Linked DNA regions of Mus musculus: all the other regions are linked to region 3. Evidence: chromatin contacts called from ENCODE Hi-C or POLR2A ChIA-PET data. All regions are on one chromosome and are shown on one strand. The core of a region is the stretch at or near the end of the contact, and the rest is flanking DNA. Distances in the headings are between cores, read along the strand shown.

What was found. A loop is a pair of places that touch in the nucleus more often than their neighbours do. ChIA-PET counts read pairs that join two places held with the same protein, here RNA polymerase II (POLR2A).
Region 1: POLR2A ChIA-PET joins it to region 3 with 10 read pairs in Patski. The contact joins the promoter of Rnf157 here to the promoter of Foxj1 in region 3. POLR2A ChIA-PET finds 5 or more read pairs at or near these places in 3 of 5 experiments (Patski and embryonic stem cell).
Region 2: POLR2A ChIA-PET joins it to region 3 with 11 read pairs in Patski. The contact joins the promoter of Ubald2 here to the promoter of Foxj1 in region 3. A Hi-C loop is called at or near these places in 2 of 37 maps with a recorded cell type or tissue (T-helper 17 cell and mouse trophoblast stem cell). POLR2A ChIA-PET finds 5 or more read pairs at or near these places in 3 of 5 experiments (Patski and embryonic stem cell).

The regions. Positions count from the first base shown.
Region 1 is chr11:116,410,243-116,414,596 of GRCm38, forward strand. Rnf157 (ring finger protein 157) reads right to left here and starts at 2,790. Exons shown (of 19, transcript NM_027258.1): 1 at 2,455-2,790. The coding sequence starts at 2,542.
Region 2 is chr11:116,432,627-116,437,378 of GRCm38, forward strand. It overlaps Ubald2 (UBA-like domain containing 2), which reads left to right and starts at 1,468. Exons shown (of 3, transcript NM_176902.3): 1 at 1,468-1,802; 2 at 1,933-1,995. The coding sequence starts at 1,683.
Region 3 is chr11:116,332,766-116,336,985 of GRCm38, forward strand. Foxj1 (forkhead box J1) reads right to left here and starts at 2,589. Exons shown (of 3, transcript NM_008240.3): 1 at 2,453-2,589; 2 at 1,277-1,943. The coding sequence starts at 1,774. It overlaps Rnf157 (ring finger protein 157), which reads right to left. Exons shown (of 19, transcript NM_027258.1): 19 at 3,580-4,220.

The DNA of each region.
Region 1 (4,354 bases), core at 1,540-4,039, 78 kb after region 3:
TAGTAAGATGGTGACTCAAAAAAAAAGGAGAAAGAGAAAGAAAGAAAGAAAGAAAGAAAGAAAGAAAGAAAGAAAGAAAGGAAGGAAGGAAGGAAGGAAGACAGACAAATTAAGAGAGAGATTAAGCCGGGCGTGGTGGCGCACGCCTTTAATCCCAGCACTCAGGAGGCAGAGGCAGGCGGATTTCTCAGTTCGAGGCCAGCCTGGTCTACAAAGTGAGTTCCAGGACAGCCAGGGCTATACAGAGAAACCCTGTCTCAAAAAACCAAAAAAAAAAAAAAAAAAAAAAAAAAAAAAAAAAAAGAGAGAGAGAGAGAGATTAAAAGAGGGAGCCGCTAGTTAAGAGCCCATGCTGCTCTTGCAGAGGACACAAGTAGTTTAGTTGCCAGCTCCCACACTCAGTAGCTCACAATTGCATACATGCCTATAACTGCAGCTCCAAAGAGTCCAATGCCGCTGCAGCCACACACATTCACACATAATTAAAAAAAAATAGATTCTTTTTAAGAGGAAGCTACTATGGTTACATTCTAGATTATCAACTTGCCTAGTTGATAATTTGCAGACATCCTTGGCTACAAAAATCACTCTGAGGCCACCCAGTGCTAAATAAGACCCTGTTTCAAAAACAACACTAAAAAATGAAGAAGTAAAAATGAGTTAAAATTAGGTAAAACATTTCAGAGATTGGCAGAGTGGGGAGCATTTTTGAATTGTTAAATACTAAATGTGTTAGTTAAGAAAGGCTTTGGAGCCAGATGTGGCAGCTCACCTTGTAATCCTCCTGTTTGGAAGGGGAGGCTAAGGCAAGAGGATTAAGTGGAGGAAGGGTAAATATTCTCCTGAGGCAGCGGACTCTCTCACAAACTCCAAGCTCAGCAAAGCATGCTCTATCTTCTGATCGATAAAAGGCTAAGGCACTTAAGAGGAAAAACCCAACTGCTGCTGTGCTTTTTAGTTTTTTTTTTTAGGCAGGGTTTCTCTGTATAACCGCCCTGGCTAGAACTCGGTTTGTAGATCAGGCTGGCCTTGAACTCACAGAGAGATATATACATACTTGCCTCCCAAGTGCTGGGATTAAGGCGTGCACCACCACACCTGGCTTCATATTTGTGTTTTTAAAAGAACAAAATGCTAGTTGGGTATAGTGGCTCACATTTGTAATCCTATGGCTGGGGAGCGGGGCTAGATCAGCCTCCTTTTTGTTGTTGTATTGGTTTTATTTTGTTTGAGACAGTCTCACTGTGTAGCCCAGGCTGACCCCAAATTTAACAATCCTGCCTCAGCCTTCAGGGCACCAAGATGCAATTTTAATAGATAAAAGTAACCATGCGGTCATTATTAGCAAGAGGTTTATTAAAAACACTAACAATCGCTGCTTAATGTCAGACCTCTCTAAAGTGGTTCTCACTCATTTCTGCTAGGACTCATTCTCTGGCACAAAAGCAGCAAGACAGGGAGCTACTGGCACTCACTCCGCAGGGAGGCAGGTTCATTGTCTGGTCCCAGCTTCCACCTGGCAGAAACTGGATGTACTGCTGAGAAATCAGCTCGACTCATTAGCATGTCTTTATTCTACCAAGAGAGAATGGGACCCTGTCCAATTCTGACACCTCACTCACTACTCCCGCATCAAAATCCACACCAGGTCCTCAAGCCAGAGGGAAGGTGGTAGACACGAGTCCCGGGGGTCTTGAGATCAGCAAGCAAAAAAAAATTTTTTTTAGATAAAGGTGATGATAAAGGACATGTAGCTGGGTCACTCGCCAGCAGCTTGAACAGCAGTCCTCACTCAAGTGGACTACTTTCTCATCTGCTGTCAAAACTCTCCTGCAATGCTGATGCTGATGGAGGCATTGACTGTTTCAAGTGACAGTGTACGACAGAAAACACTTTTGCTCTGTCTCCAGCCATCTCCTTGACAGAAACTAGGAAAGGGGCAATCCAAGTGACTCTTGTCAGATTCCTACACATCTCTGTTAACTTAGTTTCTCCCCCAATCCCCGCCCTGATAGTCTCCAGAAAAGCGAAGAACTGCTTAAGCAAGTTCGTCCTCCCGCACTACTCCTCACGCTCGCAGAAACGCACTTCTAGCTGTCCCAAGGGACATGGATGCGACAGCCCGGGGACAACACCTGGCACAGGTGCCTGTCAGGGATGCCTCTCCAACCCGCAGCCGCTGCAACGCCGCATCCCCGGCGGCGCGCGTCCCTGTCGCAGAGCAGATTACCACGGAGGACGCGAGCGGTGACCTCGGTGACCCTGCAGGCACCTGCAGTCCTCCGCGTGGCGTCGCCGAGGCCCGGGATGGGGAGCGCCCCCCGCCCTGCATCCCGAAGACCTCCCCCGCTCCGCGGCCGACTCGGGGCCGCCCGGGCCACCGCGTTGCCCGCCCGCAGCATCCGACGCGCGGCCTCCCCTCCGCCCGGCCCGTGGCGCGCGCCCGGCCCTCACCGGACTTGGGCGGGTAGCGGTACACGGAATTGGACGGGATGTCCACCTCCTCCACGCCCGCGTGCTGCCGGCTCGTCAGGGCCCCCATGGCCGCTGCGATCGCGGCGTCGCCCGGGCTCCGGCGTCCGAGCCTCAGCGCGCCGGCCGGCCGCACGCCCGGTGCGGGGGTCGGCTGCCCGCCGCGGCCCGCTCGGCTGAGGCGCTGCTGCGGCTGAGGCTGCGGGGAGCGGCCCGCACGGCGCGCACCATCCTCCGCCGGGCACCGCGGCGGCGCCTCTGCCTGAGGGGGCTGCGGGGCTGAGCCCGGGGGCGCCGCCGCCGCCTCAGACCGCGTGATGTCAGCGGCGGCTAGCGCGCGGGGGGACCGCGGCGGCCTCAGCCAATGGGACGGCGGGGCGGGAGCGCCCGCGGGCCGGCCAGCCAATAGGAAACGAGCTGCGGTGGGCGCCCGCGGCGCGTGCTTCGCGCGGAGGTTGCGGCGCGGATGCGGCCTGGGGCTCGGCGGCAGCGACGGGCAAGGGTCTGAGTCTCCCGGAGCTGCTCGGCCACGGCGGGTGGAAGAAGCATGGTCCCCGCCGCACCCGAGCGGTGTCCCGGTGGGATTATTGCTCCGGGTGCGCCTCCCCCGTGGCACCGGGGAGGCCTGCCTCGAGCTCGCGCGTCTTTGTCCCTGAATCCCACAGCGAGCCGCCCCGCCCTGGCAGCCAGAGCCCCGCCTCCTCCGCGTCTGTCGAGGTCATAGCCCAGGGGCGAGCATCCACATCCCTCATGCCCCTACCGCCTGAACCCCAAGTGCTCTGCCAACCTCACATCCCAAATGTCACCAAGACTGCATAGGGGATGTTGGGATGGTCAGCTAAGATGTGGCCATCCCTCCGTAAATGCTGTTTGTAACCTCCTTCCTGGGACAGCTCGGGTAGCCTTTAGGGTTTGGATTGGTAGGCATTAACTCAAGATAGTCACTCTGAGCCTGTCCCTTGTGAACTGTTCTCTGGAGACACTGGAAAGAGCCTTGTGTGGCCTATCAGTGAACAGTCCTCGAATCAAAAAGGGAATTTGATAGGGCAGATCTAGGACTTCCCTACACACACACACACACACACACACACACACACACACACACACAGTGGGCAGGCAGAAGACGTCATTGCTCAGTTAATTACAGACATTTATGTATTTGTGGGTATGATGAGGTTTTGGGGATTTTTTTGTTTTGTTTTTGTTTCTCTGGGGGGAGACTGATCAAGGTTCCGAACTGTTTCAGCATGACGTCAACTTTCAACAACATACACAGTAGTTTGGGGTGACTGATTCCCTTCTTTAGGTTTGTAAAACTGTTTTGTAGATCTGTCTGTCTCCTGATCTCTTCTCTTCTCTTCTCTTCTCTTCTCTTCTCTTCTCTTCTCTTCTCTCACCCCCCCGCCCCCCCCCGTGTGTGTGTGTGTGTGTGTGTGTGTGTGTGTGTGTGTGGTTTGCAGGGGTTGGTGTGGTTTAAGTTTTGTTGTTGATGTTAACATTTTATTTGTGTGTTGGCAGGGGGGGGTTCCTCTCCTGTATCGCCAGGTGATTTTAGAGGTCAAAGGACAACTTGCAGAAGTGTTTTCTCTTCAACTGTGTGGATTCTAGGGATATATCTCAGTTCCTCGGCTCCCCCTCCACCTTGAGACCAGATCTCATGTAGCTCTCGTTGACCCAGAACTTCTTGTAACCAATGTGGCCTTGAATTTCTGAGTCTCCTGCCTCTGCCTCCCAAGAGTATTTTGCATTTTCATTCACCTGAATTTAACTGACTCTGTGTTAAAGTTACTTATGAAAAATTGCCTTGGTTTTCCCCCAAGGTCCCCTGGAAGCCAGGCACCCACTCCTATCATGCACATCGGGTGATAATGAGGGAGGCCAA
Region 2 (4,752 bases), core at 218-2,717, 99 kb after region 3:
CAAACATCAGTTGTAACCTTATTCTTAGCTAGATACTTTCTAAAAAACGGGCAAGTTCTCTTAAAGAGAACATTTAGTCCTTTTAGGTAAAATAAAAAGAGTTCAGTGAGTAAAGGCGCTTGCTGCCAAGTTTGTCAACCCCAGTCTGGTTTTACACCCACACCATGGAAAGCGACTCTCACTGCCTCTGCCTTCACTGGCAAAGAAATAGAAGTGAGGTTTGCTTTCTTCTGTTCTGTCCTTCTGTTCTGCACACCCTAACTAGTTAGAACCTTCGCTGTAATTAGTTCTGATGAAAAACAGTATATGTCTTCCTGAAACAGGAGCCTTCACAGTAAATTCCCAATCCGATCCTCCAGATCAGGGTGGAAACAGTTCCTGCCCGCTCCCCATGGTCTAGAATCCTTGGATAAGTGGGGCTCTTATACCATGTGTCATTTTTTCCTACCAGCCAACTTCACCATCTTGTGTACCTTAAATCATCTTTAGGTCACTTTAATACCCAATACAATGTAAGTTTCATGTGAATAGATGTATCAATGTCCTCTTGATCAGGGAATAATGACAAAGAAAATGTCTTCATGCTGAAAACAGGTACTTTTTTTTTTTTTTTTTTTTTTAAAGCATAAGGTTTTTAAACCCCGAGGCTGGATTATGCAAAGCATGCCCTGGCACTGGCTATTCCCCCCCACCCCCGTGTGTGTGTGTGTGTGTGTGTGTGTGTGTGTGTGTGTGTGTGTGTGTGTGTTTGGAGAGTTTCTCTATGTAGCCCTGCTGGCTGTCCTGGAACTAACTCACCATGTAGGCAAGACTGGCCTCGAACTCAGAGCTATCCGAATGCCTCTACCTCCCACTGAGCCCTGAAATTAAAACCATGTGGTCACTACGCCTGGTTCTTTTGTGTTGTTTTGTTTTGTTTTGTTTTGTGGTGTTAAGAAATTGAACCCAGGATCTGTCTGCCATGTTTCAAAAGTTTTCTTTTTCTTTTCTTTTTTTTTTAAGAGAGACTGTTTAGAAGCTATTTAAAAATTTAAATACTCTTGAGAGTCGAGTAGCTGCGAAGGTTCTGTGTGTTTTCTATTTTGATCGTTCTGTTTCTCGAGATGACCACATCTTTCAGAGGAAATGAGTCAAAGCCACTCCGTCTTGCTTTTCCAGCTGAGCATGTTCAGTTTCAATGAAGTAATGAATGAACTTGGCCAGCACCACCCCCACGCCTACAACAGCAAACACTGATGACCTCCACCAATCAGAACGCGGTCAGGGTTTTCGAGTTGAGTTCAAACAGGCCTACGGTAGGCCAATCAGCGCATCACGCCCCGCCTCCCGATGGCGGCCCCAGCCAACCACCAACTCGGAGGAGCCAAAACACGGAGGCTGGCCAATGCCGGGGTGCCCCCGCGGCACCGACTCCGCCAATGGGCGCGGCCAGGCGAGGAGAGAAACAGAGCGGCCGGGCCCGCCGCAGGATTCGAATCGAACGTCCGTGTGGGAGCCGGCGGCTGGCTGGGCTGCGCGTGGGCCAATCAGCGGCGTCGGCTCACGGCCCCCGAACGTTGGGCCTGGCGGCCCCGCCCCGCGCTGTTGTTTGCGGCGTCGGCGCGGCCGCGCGAGCCGAACCACAACATTCGCCGGGCGGCGGCGGAGCTGCGAGCGTGAGCCCGGGGCGGCCGCCCAGCGCCATGTCGGTGAACACGGACGAGCTGCGGCACCAGGTCATGATCAACCAGTTCGTGCTGGCCGCGGGCTGCGCGGCCGATCAGGCGCAGCAGCTGCTGCAAGCGGCGCACTGGCAGTTCGAGGTGTGCACCGGGCCGGGGTCGGGAGCGCGCGTGGGAGCCGGGGGCCGCGTAGGGGGGCCGCGGCGGGGGGGGGGGGGGCCGGGGCGGCCAGGCCTCGCTCACGCCGCTGCGTCCCGTATTTTGTCCGCAGACCGCCCTAAGCACGTTCTTTCAAGAAAGCAACATTCCCAACAGCCACCACCACCCGCAGATGGTAAGTGTTCCCCAGGGCCGCGGAGGGGGCGCTCGGTGCGGCAGGGTCGCTGTCAGCCGCGCCGGTGACAGCCATGTTGCCGGGGAGCGGCGCGCCGCGAATGTAAACAAAGAGCCAAAATGTCTTCCAGGAAAGAGCGCTCCCAGGCCGGCGCTGGCTCGCCCAACTTTGGGACCCGCCTCCAGGCCGCTGGATCGGGGCCTGAGGCCCTGTGCTGGGCGCTGTGCCCTGGGTGTAAGGGCCTTGGTGTTGGGGAGGTGGGGGTAGAAGGAAGGGAAGACGGCTTCCAGCAGGATGTTGCGATTCTGATAGCAGAGGATGGGGAAGGGGCTCGAGGATAACCAGACCTTTGGGGACTTCGGGGTGGTGGGGGACTGAGGGATTTGTGTCTTGATGCAAAACACACACACACACACACACACACACACGACTGAGGTAGGGATTTGTGTCTTGGTGCAACAAACACAGCCGTGTGCACACACACACACACACACACACCACCCACCCACCCAGTGCTGCAGGAAGCAGGGGAGGGATAGATCCACCCTGGCTCCGGAAGTCCAACTCTACCCACAAAGGTAGGCTGGCCCTTCCAAAGCCTCCAGGGAACATAACCTTTATGGAGGATATACAGATTTATATACCTAAGGTGAGGCCAAGAATTTCTTTTAATCTCAGTATGTTAAGAAACAAAACAGTCCAGGAAATAGTTCTTGGAGCCTGGATTTGTCCTCTTCCAACTTGGCTCCAGGCTAGAGCCTTTGCCCTCTGGCCAGTGGGTACCCTGCTTTCCTGAGGCCAGGCACATCCCTTCTCTGCTCTAACTCCTAGTTAGCTATTAGCTCCAAACGTGTAGGAGGGCCTGAGCCCAGGAGAGGGGTGGTAAAACATTATTCCCTAAGAGATCTGCCATTGGACTTTTTTGTTTTTTTTGGTGTCCTTGTCCCCAGGAGACAAGACTACATGTGGATCTTCTGCTGTATCTTGTTCTCAGCACTTTTTTCTTCTGACAAAAACGAGCCGCCCCCCCCCCTCCCCGCGTGGTGGCGCACGCCTTTAATCCCAGCACTCAGGAGGCAGAGGCAGGCAGATTTCTGAGTTCGAGGCCAGCCTGGTCTACAGAGTGAGTTCCAGGACAGACAGGGCTACACAGAGAAACCCTGTCGCGAAAAACAAAAAAAAAAAACAAAAACAAACAAAAAACGAGGGGGGATGCTCAGGAAGGAGAGTCTGCCTCAGTTTAAACTAGCTCTCAACATTTGGAGTAAGATTGGAAAATGAATGATGCTGTGGGCCCCAGCCACTGCGGCCAAGCTCTTAGAAAATTCAGGTGGGATTCATCATGCCCAAGACCCCCTCCTACATCCAGCCATCCAGACCTCCAGCTTCCTAGACCTGGGAGTCTTCTGCTTTCATCCTGCTCAGTGTCTTCCTATGCACAAGACTATTCAGAAAAGCATAGCCATGCTGAAGGGCCTGGAACAAGGAAGCCAGCAAGCCCCAGCTTGAACTGGATTCCCTCCCTTCCCCCACCTTTGTCAATCTGTGTGTGTGTGTGTGTGTGTGTGTGTGTGTGTGTCTGTCTGTGAGTGTCTGTGAGTCTGTGTGTTCTCCTTGGAAGCTTCCCTTGGGAGACTGCTGGTTTTGTAACTCAGACGTTATAATCAGCACACCCAGGAGGGACCTGTGCTGGAGGCCTCGCCTGCACAGTAGGGAACAGCAGCCCTGTTCTGAGAGTCAGTCCAGTTTTTAAGACAAAATAATTAGAAAACTTAAATAAAAACATTGAAGCCAGCACTTGGGAGGTTAAGGCAGCAGGATGGCTGTGAACTCTAGGTCAGCCTGGGCTATCTAGCTGCATACTGTCTCAGATAAATACTTTATATGAAGAAAAGTCAACACAAAGTGGTGATAACTGCTAAACGATTGTCCTGTAGATTGCCAGCCACAGTTGGAAGGCTGTCACAGATGATAAGGGTCCTCAGTTGTATGAGGGGGGGGGGGCAAGAAGGCATTCGTAGGGAGAGGGGAAACGGCCATGACAGGGGCTCAGAATTGAGATTATAGGAGGGGCTTTAGGAAATGGAGTTCAAGCCTTGCTTTCACCAATGCTGTAGGCCTAGAGACCTGTCTGAGCTGCCCCCAGGCAGGTGGGTACAGTCCCCTTTAACCCTCTAGGCTGTTCTCTGGAGAAGAGACCTGGCCTCTCTGGCTTGGTTGACTGGGGAAGTCGGTCACGATGCTGTGATGCAACTGGCCTCCACCCTCAACCCCCCATTCATTGTTTCCTGCTGCCGAGAAGTCATGGGGGTGGGCAGGGAATCATGAGAGGAGGGAAGTGTCTGGGTGGGGCCAGACCTGCCTAAGGCCAAAGGCCTTCCCTTCAGGGCCTTGGAGCAGACAATGTTCAGAGTCCCCTAAGAGCTGATGTGGCACAGCCTCAGTGGGGGTGGGGGGGTCCCTGCCCCAGGCTCTGGCTTTGCTTTAACTAAAATGATAAAGCTTTAGCATCCTGTCCTGTGTCTCAGCACCCCACCCCCAGTGCCCTGTGCCTTGGGGAGGAGCCAGTGCTGCTAAAATTAGGAGAAGTTGAAAGGACTCCCTGGCCTCCTGAGGGAGAAGCAGCTTTGAGGTCAGAACTAGCCCCTGTAGGTCCTGGGCTCTGACCCACCTGTCTCCTAGGAGTGTGCCGCTGGCATCTGGAGCTGGCATGGCTGTTGCGTGTTTGGATTAGGAGCCCAGACCCGAGGAGGCACT
Region 3 (4,220 bases), core at 1,339-3,838:
CTCCCTCCCTTACCCTGTTGCTTGCAGGTCCTGGCCAAAGCCCTCAGCTCCCCCACGGCCTGGACTGCCATCTCCCTCTGTTTGTGAAGTGGGTGGGTTAAGGGAGGGGGCTGGGTGACCAAGGACTGTGTGTTTGTGTGTGTGTGTGTGTGTGTGTTGGGAGATTTAGTGACTCCTTGTTTGTTGAGCCAGCTGCTGGCCTAGACCTTCACCCCCTACAATCTCCTCTTCCCACCCAAACCACCTCAGTTGATTATTACCCAGCCAAGCGCATAAGGCTCTTTTCTGGGACCTGAGTTGGCAAAGGCATTGAATAAGGAGAAGATTGGGGAATCTTTTGACCCAGGGTTAGAGCCATTTGGAATGGGTTAGGACTATGATCGTGCCCTCTTGCTCCTTGGCTGCCTTAGGGAAGAGTGGGCAACCTCAGGCCTCGTCTCTAGAACATGGATCTTGATACTGGAGGATGTTCACAGTGCTGTCTCTGTCTACTGAGCCTTATCTTGCCCTCTCCACACGCAGCAGCTTAGTTCTGCTCACACCACACTGGTGTCCAGGGGCCCAGGCTATGCTAGCAAGGCAGGTGGGCAGTGAGTGGGCACCCTTTGGCCAGCAGGGCTGAGATGTTTACACGGCAGCCTGGCCCATTGGCTGCTCTGTGCCAGGTTCTGGAGATTTAGAACCCGAAGCCACTGCAGCAGAAGTGCCCCTGTGGAAAGCACCTGGCTCAGGTAATTGCCCCCCTAGGGAGGCTGGCTGAGAGGGTGGGGGTGGGGGCAGGAAACTGGGGAGGAGCTGAGGTGGGAGGCTGGTCAGTGGCTTCAGGATGACTTCCTGACCCCTCCACCTGGACAACTGATCTTTGTACCCAGAGGGGCTCATCTCTGCCCTACTCTCTAGACGCAGGGTGCAGAAGTTGGCAGGGAGGTCACCTAGGTTCCATTTCAGAGTCCAGTTCTGACTAATTCCTCGGGCAGATCATTGTCTAGGAATTTTCGGACACGGGACAAGAATGTGCCTTAGTGTTACATCCCACATGAGGCTACACCGGGCCCTATTGGTCCCTCTTCTACAACTTCGTCTGTACCTCCAGGGCCTTGGCTCCAGACAAGGGAGCAGTTTCAGAACCTGGCAGAGTGGTCAGGCCTCTCATGAGGCCTGACCTCACAGCCAGGTGTCTCCTTGGCCTTGCAGATCTGGTATGCGAGCCTGGCTAAGTGCCAGAAGGAGGTCGTGAGGAGGGAGTGGCCACCACCCGCACCTCTCCTCCCCCTACCTGCCAGGTGGGGTCTGCATGGCGGAAGTAGCAGAAGTTGTCCGTGATCCACTTGTAGATGGCCGACAGAGTGATCTTGGTGGCCTTGCTGGCTTGCATGGCCATGCAGATGAGAGTGGCATAGGAGTAGGGTGGCTTCACGTGTGGGTTGGTGGCATAGTCCACGTCGTCAGGGGGCGGGGCCTGCAGCCCCGGGGGCGCGCTTCGAGATGTGCACGACGATGTGGGCTTGCCGGGTGTGTGCGGCTGCCCAAGGCAGGCAGGGTCTGCCGCCAGCGGTGACCCGGGCGCCACCAAGCCCGGCACTTGGTGGTAGCCGTGGGGGTCTGTGCCTCCTGGGGGAAGAGTGGGAGCCTTGGCGTTGAGAATGGAGAATTCCTGCAGCCATTGCAGGCTGGTCAGGCTGTCATCCAGGGCGTCCGGCTCCTCCATGCCGCCCTCCGGCCCGGCTTCCTCTCCGGGACCCGCTCCGCAGAGGCGCAGCCAGCTCTCCGCCATGTCTGCGGGGACTCTCCGAAGGGGCGGTCAACATCCACAGGCTGAGCCGGAGTGGCCCGCCGCGCTCTCTGGCCCGCTGGTAACCCAGACTCCAGTTACACAGTCTCCAGAACACTCACTTCCATTCTGCGACCCAGGGGGTCGCCTCCTCCGAACACGAATGTGAGGCCTGCGGGAGCACCACGGAACTGAACACTCTTCCCCTACCCCGAGAGGAAAGAGGCGCCTTAGGGGGGGAGCCCCTCACATTCATCCCCGCAGCCTGTGGCGAGGTCAGGGAAACACAGGACCCTGGTCTGATCCTGCGTCTCCACCTCTCTCCATCTGCCCTTGAAGGGTTTGTTGGCCACAATGAGGGAAGAGGGTAGGAAGGCCCAAACTAACTCTTTTCCCCAAAGAGTGGGAAACTAAGATCACATCCCAATAGTCCAGGGGGGTCAGTACGACGCGGCTGGGGCAAAGTAGGTCATCTGATCCTTGAAAAGAGGTGTTAGGATGAAGGGTCTCGGGAAAGGAAGGTCACAGGACCGAGTTATGGAGGAGCAGGAAGCGATCTCCCGAACTCCTCAGATTTCATTTTCGTGGCCCCACTACTTCTGTGGGCGACCGATGGACTGGATAGCCAGCAGGTCCCGACGCCCTCCCATCCCGTGGTCCACAGCCCTCCCAGTCCCTTACCTGGCTCAGAGCGCAGCCAGCCAGAGGAAGGTTCTGGAAGAAGTTCCTCCCACCTCCCGCGGTTCTCTGTCCCCAGCTCGAGGGCTGTGCTGGCGCCCCTCTTCGCGCCCCCCCCCCTCGCCCGACGGCGCTTCTCTGAGCGCCGACGGCCCGGGGACCGGCATTAAGTAGACGCTCGGAAGGCTTCTTCTGCTGCCATGGCGACGCCCCGCCCCCATAAACAGCTTCCGCTGCTGTCATTGGCCAGTACGTCTCCAAGGAGACCGCGGGCCCTTGCAGCTCCTCTGGCGGCAACTCTCTGGAACTCTCTGGTTCTGCCGCCCTCTCCCGCGCCACCCAGCCCCCTACCCGCCACCGAGATCCGACTCTGTGCATTCCCGCCCGAGGGCCCCGCGCTGGGTCTCACGGCGGGTGCTCGGCTCCCGCTCGAGGCCCCGGGAACCCCTCCCCCAACGCGTCGGGTTTGACCGCTGAGGGGACCCAGCCCCGGATTCTGCAGACCAAGTCTCGGGGAACCGTGCCCTTGAAGTCTTTGCCCTCACCGGGCTGCCAGTGGCCTTTGTCTGGTTTCTGGGGCCTTTCCCTGGTCCCCGAGTGTCTTCTCTGGTGCCCACAGGCAAGTTTGACTCTCTGATGCCACCTGTCGCTTATAATCCGCAGAAACGGCCACACAGCTCGCAGACACACCGAGGCGGGTAGGGTAACCCAGCGTCTCCCGGTAAGCAGCTCGCCCACTCACCCTGCTCAAGTTCCCGGAAGCTGGCATTCCAGGGGCATCTGCGGAGGTGCTGCCCTTTCAGACAGTCTAGGAAGCAGAGCCAGCCGGCAAAAAACAGAAAAGCCCTGGGCCTGCAAGATTCTCAAAGAGGTCATTTGTTCTACTGATTTAGCCAGGAACTGGTTAAGTGATGGGAACTACTAAGCATAAGGGATTCTGGGCCCTAGCTTTCCCTATTGCCATCAGCTTTGGGGTTCTTTAATAATTGACGAGCTGCAGGATTGGAAGTGATCGGGTTTAAGGCAGATGCAGAAGCAGGTAGGGCAGTCAGGAATGGAGCTGGCCTTGTACCCAGGTCTGCAGAAATACTAAAAAGAGCCTGAGCCACTGACTGAAACGAATACGTTCACAAACGAATTCACGTTGTAATTAATGGCTCCCTTGCCCCTGTAAACAGTTTTATTCACTTTTAAGAATCATGCAGCAATCCATAAATATTGCATCTTGATGTCCCCACTGTAATGTGCCTATAAGTGTACTCCATGAATGTGAGGGGTACACAGATGGCACATACAGAGCACACGCACGCACACACACACATACACACACACATACACACAGGTGTTCAGGCCCTAAAACAAAGTGTGCAGCCAGCACGCCAACACCAGATGGACAGGACTAGTTCCCCAGTGGGATGGATGGCTTAGGGTTTGAGTCTGTGCCTGGCAGATGTCACAGGGGATAGACACTCTGGTGGGATGAAATTAGGTAAAGCAAAAAGGCTCTTTGAGGAGGCCAAGATCTGGGCAGTACCAAGCATGGAAAGGTGCAGATACTGTGTGATGAGGAGCCAACGGCACCAGGAGAACATGCCTGACTCTGTACATTTGAGCCCCAAGAAAGGGATGGTTCCCAAATGGACTGGGTTGTGTGGCAGCTGACAGTGGGCCACCCTGTGAATGGGCTATTTCTGCTTGCCAAGAAGTAAAAGGGCAGAGTGAGGGGCGGAATGAGCAAGGCAGAGCAAAGGGTATGCTAACCTGGGTGCCT